Regions from separate parts of the Homo sapiens genome. Here all the other regions are linked to region 1. The links are chromatin contacts, found by Hi-C or POLR2A ChIA-PET in ENCODE. All regions are on one chromosome and are shown on one strand. The core of a region is the stretch at or near the end of the contact, and the rest is flanking DNA. Distances in the headings are between cores, read along the strand shown. Region 1 holds the start of ZFP62 (ZFP62 zinc finger protein). Region 2 holds the start of RACK1 (receptor for activated C kinase 1). Region 3 holds the start of CNOT6 (CCR4-NOT transcription complex subunit 6). Region 4 overlaps OR2V2 (olfactory receptor family 2 subfamily V member 2).

Region 1 (2,803 bases), core at 175-2,674:
TATAAAAATGAAAAATAGGCGTCGAGCTGATGCCAAACACCGGCTCACCCCAGCAATATGTAAAATTCATTCAAATAATATAAATAATTTGAGCTGTAAAACAAAATCCATCTCATTACAAGTTGTGCTTCCAAAGCACTTCACTTTTTGTCTAAGAATTAACAGTAAACATTTTGAAATATTTATATAATTTTGCTAATAATCCAGAAAATAACACTAAGAAAAAATGTAATCTACTTTCGTTACGGACATATATGCTAGGATAAACAATAAACAATAAAACAATGCATAGAACTATTTTACACTAGGATAAAATTCAATGAGGCACATAGAATGAAAATATTTTTACAGTAGAATAAAAAGCCGGTGAGGGACATAAAAGTTCAAGGAAAAAAACCCTAAAAGATGTAAAACTTATGACTGTTAAAAGTGGATAATACCAAATCTTCAGGGATTTAGATTCCATTGGATACACTTGAAAGCAATTTTGTTCTTAATATTAACAGCATGCCAAAAATATACCCTTTGCAATTATTTAAACTTAATATGAAAAATATTTAGATGTTGCTGTTTTTAAAAAAGGCTGACTATAGCCAATAACTTAGTTGTATATTTAAAAATAAGAATATAATTTGATTGCTTGTAACACAAAGGATAAATGCTTGAAGTGATGGACACGCCATTAACCCTGATATGATTATTACGCATTGCATTCCTGTCTGTATCAAGATATCTCACGTACTCGACAAATAGGGACACCTACTATGTACCCACAAACATTAATTTAAAAAAAAAAAAAAGGTCTTCAAAGTCATTTTAGGCCCTGGGTTTGGAAGCCGACACCGGCGGTGGGGTGGGCAGGGGGCGAGGTCGCTGCCAAGCTGGCGCCCCGGGTGGGAGCGTGGCCCGGTCCCAGGGACGGCTCCAGGGGCGCGCTCCCACTCCGCATCCCCAGTGCCTAACCGGGGGCGCTTCTGGTGCTGACGACCAGGAAGGGCTGGTGCTCTCGGGCCAGCCCCCAACCAGCTGAGAAGGCAATGGGTCCCCAGCCCAGCGCTGTCCTGCGCCCCTCCCGGATTCCCCCATTTCCCGCCAGGCCCCCACTTCCGGGAACGTCCCCGCACCCACACCTGGCAATGAATCACGTGTTCAGGAACCAGGTAGGCAGGTATTTACTTTATTACCTGTGCCCCTCCCCCAGCCTACCCCAGAAGCTAATGGGCACGGAAACAGAAAGCCCCGCCCACGGCCTCCTGGCCGCGCCTGGAGCGCGCGCCCTGCAGCTGGTCCTCAATAAATAGCCGAGGAGGCGCTCCCCTCCCTCCCTCCCGCCGGCGCCGTCGGCCCGGACCATCGAGTCAGTCCTCCAGCGTCCCAGAGAGGGCGCGGAAGTGCCCCAGGGCCGGCGCGGGTTCTTCCGGCCGTGCGGTCCGCGCTTTTGTCCCGCTGGCGGCCGGGTTCCCGCGGCGCCGCCACAGCCAGTACGTGAGTCCGCGGCCGCCCGCGCTCCCGCCCCCGGCCCTTGCCTGCCACGCCCTCCCCTTTTTGGCCGGGTCTTGGCTGCTCCGCGGGTCTCGGGCGGGATGTGGGAGTAAGCGTGCCCCCTCCCCGCACATGTCTCAGTGGGTGCGTTTCTGGGGAGCGGAGGGGAGGGAAGACCTCGGGCAGGCAGAGGGGTGCAGGGCGCGCCCCTGGAACAGACTGGGCTCTGTGTGGGCCACAACTGCGACGTTTGAACGGACCAGCGTCATGTTAGGTCTGCTCAACGTTCCGAGAAGGGCCAGGGCCCCGCTCCGGTGTTCCTCAACTATTCATCCCTGTTTTGGATGGGAGGGGATCCCTAAAAATTAGCGCTTCAAAATACCCACCATTTCGTGCTCCCTCTGCAGTTAAGTTTGGTACTCTAGGACTTGAGAGTGATTGCGAGGGCAGAGAGACCTCTAGGGGTGATCTGATTCGACCTTCTTCCCCTCCGCTCCACCCCACCACCTTTTTTTCTTTTTTTTTTTTGGTCGGTGAGTGATGATGATAAGCTCCCGCTGCAGGTGTGAATAGAGACCCCGGAGGTGCGTCCTAGCCCTCATCTGGGGAAGCGCACCTGCATACAGACGGGTGCACCGGGGAGGAGGCGACCTGCCGCGTGTTCCTGCAAGCAGAAAAGGAGTTAACTAGGTAGGGAGAGGAAGGTCGAAGAGTTTCTTAGACCCAGGGGACAGCCTGCGGGAACCCAGGGGTGGGACGGAAAAGATCACTGGGGAATGCCAGGGCTGGGTGTGCTGCTCTAAGACATTTAAAGTAGTTGGCCAGCAGGAGCATTTCTTTGTGAAAGCTCAAGGCTTAAAAAAAATAATAATATGAAATATGTAATATATTCATATGGCTGGGATATTAAAAATATAAAAAGTTACCAGTGAAAGATTTCTTCCCATCCCGCTTAGGTATCTTCCTAGGCCCTACCCTCTTAGGTAACCACTTTTGTTCCTTTGTATCTTTTCCGAATTTCTGCAAATACTGGCAAATATAACTAGTTAGTTCCCCCTTTTTTCACACAGGTGATAGAAATCCTTCTAACTCCTTGATTCTTTCACTTTATCTTACTGGTCTCTACATGTCAGAACACAGAAGTTGTGTTTTGTTTCGTTTTGTTTTACAGAGCTGTGGTAAGTATTGGATGGGCCATTGTTTGGATGTTTTCGATGTTCTGTCCTTTTTTAGATCTATTCGGGGGCATTTGGGTTGTCTCCAATTTGTTGTTACTTCAAACAATGGTATACTCAATACAGTGTATTAGGGTAGGGATTTT
Region 2 (2,803 bases), core at 80-2,579, 380 kb before region 1:
GCCCCCTTTATTTTGCATAGATGTTGGTGGCTGCTATCATCCTGATCTGTGCCCCTGTTTAAAACTACTTGAATAGACATGGTGCCAACACTGTCTCTTATAGTCAGAGATGGGTGAGAATGGGAGCCATTACTTATTTAAATTCCTGCGGTCGAGCGGAAGGCAGAAGGACAGTTAGGTATCCGTGTTCCACCGCTTCCCTGTCTGGGCACGTCCTTCAGGGCACAGTTGGACCCCCAGACCCCTGGGCTTTTGTGTACGCTGGCTGGGCCCAGAGAGAGCTTTCCACTAGATGTCCCCAGAAGTCAGAACCTTAAGGTCCTCCTTTGGGCATTTCCGTTTCTGCGAGAGCTTCCCGTGTTCTGGCCTAGGCAGGAACGGATTGGCAGTCTAGCAACACACAGGGCAATTTTTACTTTATTATTTTATTGTATGTATGTATTTATTTATTTGAGTCGGAGTCTCGCTCTGCTGCCCAGGCTGGAGTGCAGTGGCGCGATCTCGGTTCACTGCAACCTCCGCCTCTCAGGTTCAAGGGATTCTCCTGCCTCAGCCTCCCGAGTAACTGGGATTACAGGCACCCCCCACCACGCCTGGCTAATTTTAATTTTTTTTATTTATTTATTTGGAAAGAGGTTGCATCATGTTGGCCAGGCTAGTCTTGAACTCCTGACCTTAAGTGATCCACCCGCCTCGGCCTCTCAAAGTGGTAGGATTACAGGCATGAGCCACCGCGCCCGGGAAAAAGAGACCAATTCTTAGTTCATCCAGAGTAACCCTCTCCTGCCTTAGTCCAGCCTGGACTAAGTCCTTCCGGAGTTGGTGTGCATCAGAACAAAAACCTCGTGAGGGGAGAACACCCTCCGGAAGCACAGTTTTAAAGTTTATTTTTAACATTTTAATACTCTACTTTTTAAATTGCCCATCGTTACCCACGATAGTGAAATGAAAATTAAGCTCCCCTGGGGTTGCCCCGTCAACCCTCCCCGCACCAAGTGGAACAGGCGGAGCTCGAGCTATGCCACATAGGGGCGGGGAAGCAGCCCGGCGGTCCTCATGGGAATGTGCCGTACACTTCACCTCTTTCGCTTCTCGCTCTACATCATCCCTGAGAAGCCTTTTTAAACACTTGAATGTGCTTGTTTCAGAGTGTATTTGTAAAGTGCAGTCAGATTTTGTTGTACGGAAGACGGGACTGTGATGCCTTGCAATTTCCCTCTGCCTTTTGCATTACATGGCGCCGCCATCTTGAGCAGAAATGTATCATGGGGCTCGCCATTTTGCATGGTCGAGCGGGTATTTCCGGTTCCGGCGGGGGGCTTTTCTCTCTCTCTTTCACTGCAAGGCGGCGGCAGGAGAGGTTGTGGTGCTAGTTTCTCTAAGCCATCCAGTGCCATCCTCGTCGCTGCAGCGACACACGCTCTCGCCGCCGCCATGACTGAGCAGATGACCCTTCGTGGCACCCTCAAGGGCCACAACGGCTGGGTAACCCAGATCGCTACTACCCCGCAGTTCCCGGACATGATCCTCTCCGCCTCTCGAGGTACGGACTAAGGTAGATTTCAGGACCCGAGATTGCAGGGCTGGGGGATTCCGCGTGTCGTGTAGGGAATTCCGCGTGTGGTGTGGCAGGCCGGTGGCGCGCGAGTTGGCGGGGACTGACAGACTTCTCTGCCCCATTGTGAATTGGGGCGTGCGGACCCGAGCCTAGGCCTCAACCCGGGCGAACCACATTGCAGATGAGAACCTACGTGTACATCAGCTCGCAGCTGCTAGGAGGGTTGGAGAGTTGGAAACTTTTAAAATATCTTTTGCCTTCTCCTTCGTAGTGTGGCCGGGGGCCTACGGGCCGGGCGGGGCGGTGATGACCCCAACATGCCATCTGAGTGTCGGTGCTGAAATCCAGAGGCTGTTTCTGAGCTGCCGCCCGGCCCAAGGCTCGTGGGGAGGCAGGTGGACTCCAGAGGACCTCGTGGCTCAAGTGTCGGCCTACTTTTTCTGCCCCTGGTTCTCCCCGTCCCTATCCCTGTGTTCCTGACTGCGTTTAGACGCTTCTTGTGCTTCCGCTTTGCTGCTACACTGTTAAGAATTGTCTGACTTTTGAATCATGTCTGGCTGTTAATCGTAAAATTTGTTGAGTGGGACAGGTTTCAGTAAAAGCATCCAATCCTGTAGCGCCTGAAGTGGCTTTTCCAGCATTCATTACTACATTTCTGTCGGCCCTCAGAGGTAGGCATAGGAGGCCCCAGCTACTCTACAGCCACAAACTGCTGTGCATTTGGTTGCAGAGAAGACACAAAGTGGCTGTTGAGTTCGTCTGAGTTTCAGGAAAGGGTGTCTGTATTTCTGGCACCTAAATTAAGTTCTCAGGATACAGGCTGGGCGCGGTGGCTCACGCCTATAATCCCAGCACTTTGGAAGGCAGAGGCGAGTGGATCACTTGAGATCAGGAGTTAGAGACTAGCCTGGCCAATGGTGAAACCGCATCTCTAGTTAAAAAATTAGCCAGACGTGCTGGCAGGTGCCAGCTGGCCAAGTAATCCCAGCTACTTGGGAGGCTGAGGCGGGAGAATTGCTTGAACACGGGAGGTGGAGTTTGGAGTGAGCCGAGATCATGCCACTGCACTCCAGCCTGGGCGACAGAGCGAGACTCCATCTCAAGAAAAAAAAAAGTTATCAGGGTACAGTTTACCTCTACGTGCGTTTTTAGTCTGGAATAGAGCCACTCAGTCCTGGTCTGTAACTGCTCTTGTCTGTTGTTTCCATCCCTCCTTAAGCGTCCTTAGTTGTTGTTAACCCACTC
Region 3 (2,803 bases), core at 148-2,647, 370 kb after region 1:
TACAAAGTGCTACTACACACCATTTTATTTTTCAGTTATTCATATTCACTCTCTTCCTCTTCAAAGTTAAATTCCCAGATACAAGTAGGCAAGAAGATTCAGCACTAACAATGAGACAATCCACCTGGAAAACAGGTAAGTATGGGAACTCAAATTGAAGCAGATTATCTAAAACACATCAGCTTACACAGTAACAACAAATCCAAAGAGCTCGAGCGAGATGACCATTCACAACGCTGTCAATGGCAACAACAGTTAAAAACAGAAGGCCACAGGTGTTGGTTAGCAGGCTCTTCGGGGAAGGTGAAGGAGGTAAAGAATCAAAGGAAGTTTCCAAAGAAAATAGCGATTAGTGCTGAAAAACAAAAAGGAGGGATGCAATTTGGGTTACCAGAGAAAACTGCTTGTAGAAACCAGTACAATCTCCGAATCCTTCGCAATACTATAAAATAAGCATCCTCATTGCATGCCAAGTGCTTCTTTAACCTGTAATCCACCCCGTCCTCTCCCTCAAAATCTGCGTTAAACTGAATTTTAAAAACATTTTAGGGGAGGGGGTAAGCAGTTGGTTTCCCGCTTGACAGTAATTGTGGCCACGGAGCGCGAAGCTCCACACTCCACACAGCGCGCCACCCACAGAGGCGCTTCTCAAAAGTTGCCACCCATCTTGGCCACGAGTCCCGGGACACGGACTCGCCTCCTCCGACGACGGCAGCCGGGACCGGCCGGGATCCGGGAGCCCAGCGCCGACCCTCTCCCCTCTGCGCGCCGCCGCCGCCGCCGTCAATCAACGCCCCCCTCCCAGGGACTCGGCCCGGGGGCGCGGCCCGGGGCGGGGCGCGATCGCGGCGCGTCGAAGGGGCCCCCAACAGCCGCCAGCTTGCGGAGCAGCGGGACCGCCGCCCACGAAACGAAAGTTGCCCGCGACCGAGCCCGGCCGACGGGGGGCGGTCCGTGCGCGGCCGGAGAGAGGAGCGGCGCCCCGACCGGGCCTCCGGCCTGCCTCGCTCACCTCTCGGGGTGCGCCGCCTTCCTCCGCCGCTGCCGCCTCCTCCTCCCTGTGAGTGCAGCGGGGTCTGCCCTGTGGAACCACCATACCAGTCCCGCCCGCTGCTGCAGCGCCGCCACCGCCGCCGCTCCTCTGCCGCCTTAGTCGCTGCTCTTTGTTCCCCCTCCGAGAGCCACTGCTTCGGCTGCCCGCCTCAGCCGCCCCGACGGGCCGCCACTACGCCCTCCCGCCCTCTCGGCCCCCGGCCTCGCCCTCCTCGCTGCGCCCGCCGCTGCCTTCGCCTCCGCGCCGCCGTCGCCGCCGCCACCGACGCCGCCGCCTCCTCCTCCGCGCCCCCCTCGTTTTCATTGAAAGCAAACAAGCATCATGGCGGCGGCCGCCGTCCCTCAGCCAGCGAGCGCCCGGACCGCCGCCGGCGCTCCAACATCCTGGCCGCTCATTGGGCGCCGTCGCCGGGCACAACCATCCGCCCTTCGGTGCGGGGGTCGCTCCCGGCACGCAGCTGCCCAGGCCCCGCCCCCTTACCCCCGCGCTGGAGAGCGGTGGACCGGCCCGGCGCGCTGCGGGCCCTGCCTCCCTGCCTGCCGCCCTCCATCCCTTCCTCTCCGTCCATCCTTCGTCTCCTTCTGTTCCCGCTCTCCTCGCTCCTTTCCTGCCTTGGCACTTCTGTTTTCTCCTCTCCTTAGCGCTCCTCCATTTTTCATCTACTTCTTTTTCCGCCCCAGGTTGTCCACTTTTTTTTTGTTTTTTGAGACGGTGTCTTGCTCTTTCACCCAGGCCAGAGTGCAGTGGGGCGATCTTGGCTCACTGCAAGCTCCGCCTCCCGGGTTCACACCATTCTCCTGCCTCAGCCTCCCGAGTAGCTGGGACTACAGGCGCCCGCCACCGCGCCCGGCTCATTTTTTGTATTTTTAGTAGAGACGGGGTTTCACCGTGTTAGCCAGGATGGTCTCCATCTCCTGACCTCGTGATCCGCCCACCTCCGCCTCCCAAAGTGCTGGGATGGCAGGCGTGAGCCACCGCGCCCGGCTGGGTTGTCCACTTTTATCTCCTCTTTTCCTTGATCGTCCTCCCCTTTTTTTCTCCTCTTCCTTTTCCTTAAGCCTTCGCCTGTCAATCACGTCGAAACACAGTATTTGACCGGAGCCAGTATCTTGATCTGCCTAAAGACAAGACATTCAATCGTGAACAGTCGAATATTATTCCTTCCTCAATTATACAAAGAAGAGTAAGTTAACATACCACTTCAGCCTATTAATGGTAATTCATTCCATTACATTAATGGACAGTTTTGGTGCTGGGGTCCTAGCCTGGGTAACGGACAGCAGCTGCTGTGCTCCAAGATCAAAAGGTGTTCAGGGCAAACTCTGGTGTTTGAAGGTCAGCAGAGAAATGACTGGGCTGATTCATGATGCTTACATCAAGAAATATTAGTTGACTGATGGTCAGGGCACAGAGATGAATCAGACCCCACCCAGCCCTGAGTAAGCTCACAGTCTAGGGGCAAGAATAACACCCAACAGACTTAATATTGGAGGTATATTGGTCGGGCGCGGTGGCTCACGCCTGTAATCCCAGCACTTTGGGAGGCCGAGGGGGGCAGATCACCTGAGGTCCGGAGTTGGAAAACAGCCTGACCAACATGGCGAAACTTCGTCCCTACTAAAAGTACAAAAAATTAGCCAGGTCTGGTGGCTTGCACCTGTAATCCCAGCTACTCGGGAGGCTGAGGCAGGCAGGAGAATCATTTGAACCTGGGAGGCGGAGGTTGTAGTAAGCGGAGATCGCACCATT
Region 4 (2,803 bases), core at 227-2,726, 300 kb before region 1:
CCTCCTGACTCTAGGTCCTGAGTTTAAGACACCGGTTTTCCCCTCTCAGCAGGGGCCAACTGGACTCCTGCATTCATTTCCGCTCAGGATTGGTCTGCACAAGGCCCTTCTTTAGCCTTTAAACTTATCCATGCCTTTAGGCTCATTTATCTGTTCCCTGCTATGCACACACTCAGTCATCCCCACCCCCATGTCTGCTGTGTGAGCAGGGCTGTGCTTGCCAGGGCACCTGGGTCTGTGAGGCTGCGGGCGCCTCTAGATCATCAATCTCGGCCTCGTCTCCTTTTTCCCCACTGGAATCTCTCGGCTCATCCACATGGCTGCCCATCCCCAATGACGATGCTCGTCCTGGCCCCACCCCCAATGACGATGCTCGTCCTGGCCCCACCCCCAGTGACGATGCTCGTCCTGGCCCCACCCCCAACGACGATGCTCGTCCTGGCCCCACCCCCAACGACGATGCTCGTCCTGGCCCCACCCCCAACGACGATGCTCGTCCTGGCCCCACCCCCAACGACGATGCTCGTCCTGGCCCCACCCCCAACGACGATGCTCGTCCTGGCCCCACCCCCAACGACGATGCTCGTCCTGGCCCCACCCCCAACGACGATGCTCGTCCTGGCCCCACCCCCAACGACGATGCTCGTCCTGGCCCCACCCCCAACGACGATGCTCGTCCTGGCCCCACCCCCAACGACGATGCTCGTCCTGGCCCCACCCCCAGTGACGATGCTCGTCCTGGCCCCACCCCCAGTGACGATGCTCGTCCTGGCCCCACCCCCAGTGACGATGCTCGTCCTGGCCCCACCCCCAGTGACGATGCTCGTCCTGGCCCCACCCCCAGTGACGATGCTCGTCCTGGCCCCACCCCCAATGACGATGCACGACCTGGCCCCAGCCCTGGGGGTTTCTTGGGGACATCCTAGGTGTGATCTCACTGGGTCTGGGCTGCCTCTCCTCACTGCCTCCTAGGAAGCCCCACCGCCTGCTCACTCTTCAGTCATCAGGCTCTGGCTGCGTCGCCCACACTTTCGGAACCAGCCTCTCCCCTCACCGCCCGGGGCCCTTCCTTCGCCTCCTGAAACAGCCTCCCCGGCCCTGCACCTAGTGTGGGTTTGGGCAAAGCCCCTGCATCCTTCTGAGCTCAGGGCCTGCCACAGGCCAAAGCCTTGGCCACCCCCGACGCTGCCCCCTGCTCCCTGCATTTCTGTGCTGGAGGGGCTGTGAGCGTGCGCTACCATGGCCAGGGTGCTATTATTTCACTCTGCCATGTGTGGAGTGTGGGGTGTCACCCTCGGGTGTCAGCTCAGGACCACACAGGCCCTGGGACAGGGATGATGGGAGCACGGTTGCCAGCTCCAGGGAGGCCCAGACCTGCCTGCCTGGGTCACCCTCATGTACGTCCCAGTCTGTTAGTGACCACAGTGGGTCTTCGGGAGACAGGCAGACCTCCCACACCCCTGAAAGTTGGGCCTGGGGGATGGCTGTGGGTTAGAGAGGAGGGCCTCGCCCACAGGGACCTCGGGCCATGGGCACTTCCCCGCTGCAGCCTCTGCCCTGCAGCACCCCCTGGCTCTGGGTGTGGCTTTTGAGGTCCCCACAATCACACCCATCCTCTGCCTGCAGGTGTTCCCCACCACCCTCCCATGAGCCCCTTCCCTGCACCTCCCCCAGGCCGTCCTCAGCGGGGCCTCTGCTGATCTTCTCCGCAGTCAGTAGGAGCTCCCACGGGGTCCTCCTGGGCCGACCTGTGCTGCCGCCACGCACCTCACTCTCTTTACTGTTGCCAGCCCCCTGCAGTCCATACTGTTATTATCCCCATGTGACAGATGAGGACACCGAGGCACAGAGAGGCTGGCAGCCTTGCCAAGGGCAGCAGGAGGGAGGCTGGAATAGTCTGGACCCCACTCCGCTCTCTTTTTCACCTACACTAGATCTGTCTGTATGGCCACATCCCTGGCTATTTCAGCCCAATACGATGGCACAGGTCACTTAAATAAAAAAGAAAACAAACCAATAAACAAACATAAGCGCCTGCACCTGCCCCATGCTGTCTGTGCTTTCTCCTCTGGTTGGGATCGTGGCTCTCTGCTGCCCTCCTGTGGCCGTTGGTTTTCCTGGGTGGGGAAGGGTGCTGGCCTCATTCACAACAGCAGATACTCATTCCTCCAGGGTCAGGCTATGGGGCTCAACGTGATCAGGACAGATCTGAGCCCCGTGGTTATGGAGATGCCAGCTTAGCTTTCATACGTGACACAAACACATACACAGTCTTTCCAAATGGAGGTGTAGAGCAATTTTTAAATTTAAAATTCATGTTTTATTTTTAATTGTTCTAGAGATGGGGTTTCGCTATGTTGCCCAGGCTGGTCTCAAACTCCTGGGCTCAAGTGATCCTCCTGCCTTGGCTTCCCAAAGTGCTGGGATTACAGACATGAGAAACCCTGTCCAGCTGAAATGGAACATTTCTAATCTGTAGAGATAGGATCTCTCTGAGTTGCCCTGGCTGGGGTGCAGTGACACTGCAGCGTCAGACTCCCGGGCTCAAGTGATCCTCCCACCTTGGCCTCCCCATTATCAGCTGGGATTATAGGAATGAGCCACCATGCCTGGCTTCAAGCAATTTTTTATATTCACACACACACACAAAACATTGACCTAACTGATTGCAATGAAGATTTGTCACATCTATGCCCCAAAATCACCCAATAAAATGAACAGACAACTTGATGGGAAAGGATTTGGTAAGGTAGTTGGCAAAAAAAAAACTGGCCTTGAGCATTTTAAACTGTTAATTATAAAA

What was found. Hi-C counts contacts between places; a loop is a spot of excess contacts on that map. ChIA-PET counts read pairs that join two places held with the same protein, here RNA polymerase II (POLR2A). Pooled maps may share reads with other maps.
Region 2: a map of PC-9 shows a loop between it and region 1 (6-fold over the local background). The contact joins the promoter of RACK1 here to the promoter of ZFP62 in region 1. A Hi-C loop is called at or near these places in 5 of 168 maps with a recorded cell type or tissue (CD4-positive, alpha-beta T cell, PC-9, naive thymus-derived CD4-positive, alpha-beta T cell and 2 more), 4 of 37 single-sample maps with no recorded cell type and 21 of 50 pooled maps. POLR2A ChIA-PET finds 5 or more read pairs at or near these places in 6 of 52 experiments (A549, MCF 10A, PC-9 and 3 more).
Region 3: a map of CD4-positive, alpha-beta T cell shows a loop between it and region 1 (12-fold over the local background). The contact joins the promoter of CNOT6 here to the promoter of ZFP62 in region 1. A Hi-C loop is called at or near these places in 5 of 168 maps with a recorded cell type or tissue (CD4-positive, alpha-beta T cell, CD8-positive, alpha-beta T cell and naive thymus-derived CD4-positive, alpha-beta T cell), 6 of 37 single-sample maps with no recorded cell type and 21 of 50 pooled maps. POLR2A ChIA-PET finds 5 or more read pairs at or near these places in 2 of 52 experiments (H1 and WTC11).
Region 4: a loop to region 1 is called in a map of CD8-positive, alpha-beta T cell, with 14 times the contacts of the local background. The contact joins the enhancer-like site here to the promoter of ZFP62 in region 1. A Hi-C loop is called at or near these places in 65 of 168 maps with a recorded cell type or tissue (A673, B cell, CD14-positive monocyte and 45 more), 35 of 37 single-sample maps with no recorded cell type and 43 of 50 pooled maps. POLR2A ChIA-PET finds 5 or more read pairs at or near these places in 7 of 52 experiments (B cell, GM10248, GM12878 and 4 more).

What each region holds. Positions count from the first base shown.
Region 1 is chr5:180,859,897-180,862,699 of GRCh38, reverse strand. ZFP62 (ZFP62 zinc finger protein) reads left to right here and starts at 1,424. Exons shown (of 2, transcript NM_001172638.2): 1 at 1,424-1,481. The coding sequence starts at 1,481. RefSeq lists enhancers at 381-1,287, 1,765-1,844 and a silencer at 1,215-1,664.
Region 2 is chr5:181,242,432-181,245,234 of GRCh38, reverse strand. RACK1 (receptor for activated C kinase 1) reads left to right here and starts at 1,329. Exons shown (of 8, transcript NM_006098.5): 1 at 1,329-1,543. The coding sequence starts at 1,435. SNORD95 (small nucleolar RNA, C/D box 95) reads left to right here and starts at 1,859; the gene lies at 1,859-1,921. RefSeq lists enhancers at 1,085-1,154, 1,235-1,374, 1,475-1,534.
Region 3 is chr5:180,492,973-180,495,775 of GRCh38, reverse strand. CNOT6 (CCR4-NOT transcription complex subunit 6) reads right to left here and starts at 1,397. Exons shown (of 12, transcript NM_001370472.1): 1 at 1,013-1,397. RefSeq lists silencers at 628-887, 918-1,017, 1,188-1,327, 1,458-1,657.
Region 4 is chr5:181,158,769-181,161,571 of GRCh38, reverse strand. It overlaps OR2V2 (olfactory receptor family 2 subfamily V member 2), which reads right to left. Exons shown (of 2, transcript NM_206880.2): 2 at 2,287-2,803. Among named protein-coding and RNA genes, the nearest start is that of TRV-AAC1-2, 4.0 kb to the left of the region's middle. RefSeq lists enhancers at 146-435, 1,010-1,189, 610-1,365, 1,366-2,122. Within about 2 kb of position 1,476, at least 21 of the 41 ENCODE cell types and tissues checked have a DNase peak (open chromatin) inside an H3K27ac peak, as active enhancers do; they include B cell, CD4-positive, alpha-beta T cell, CD8-positive, alpha-beta T cell and 9 more, where a contact is called at or near this core.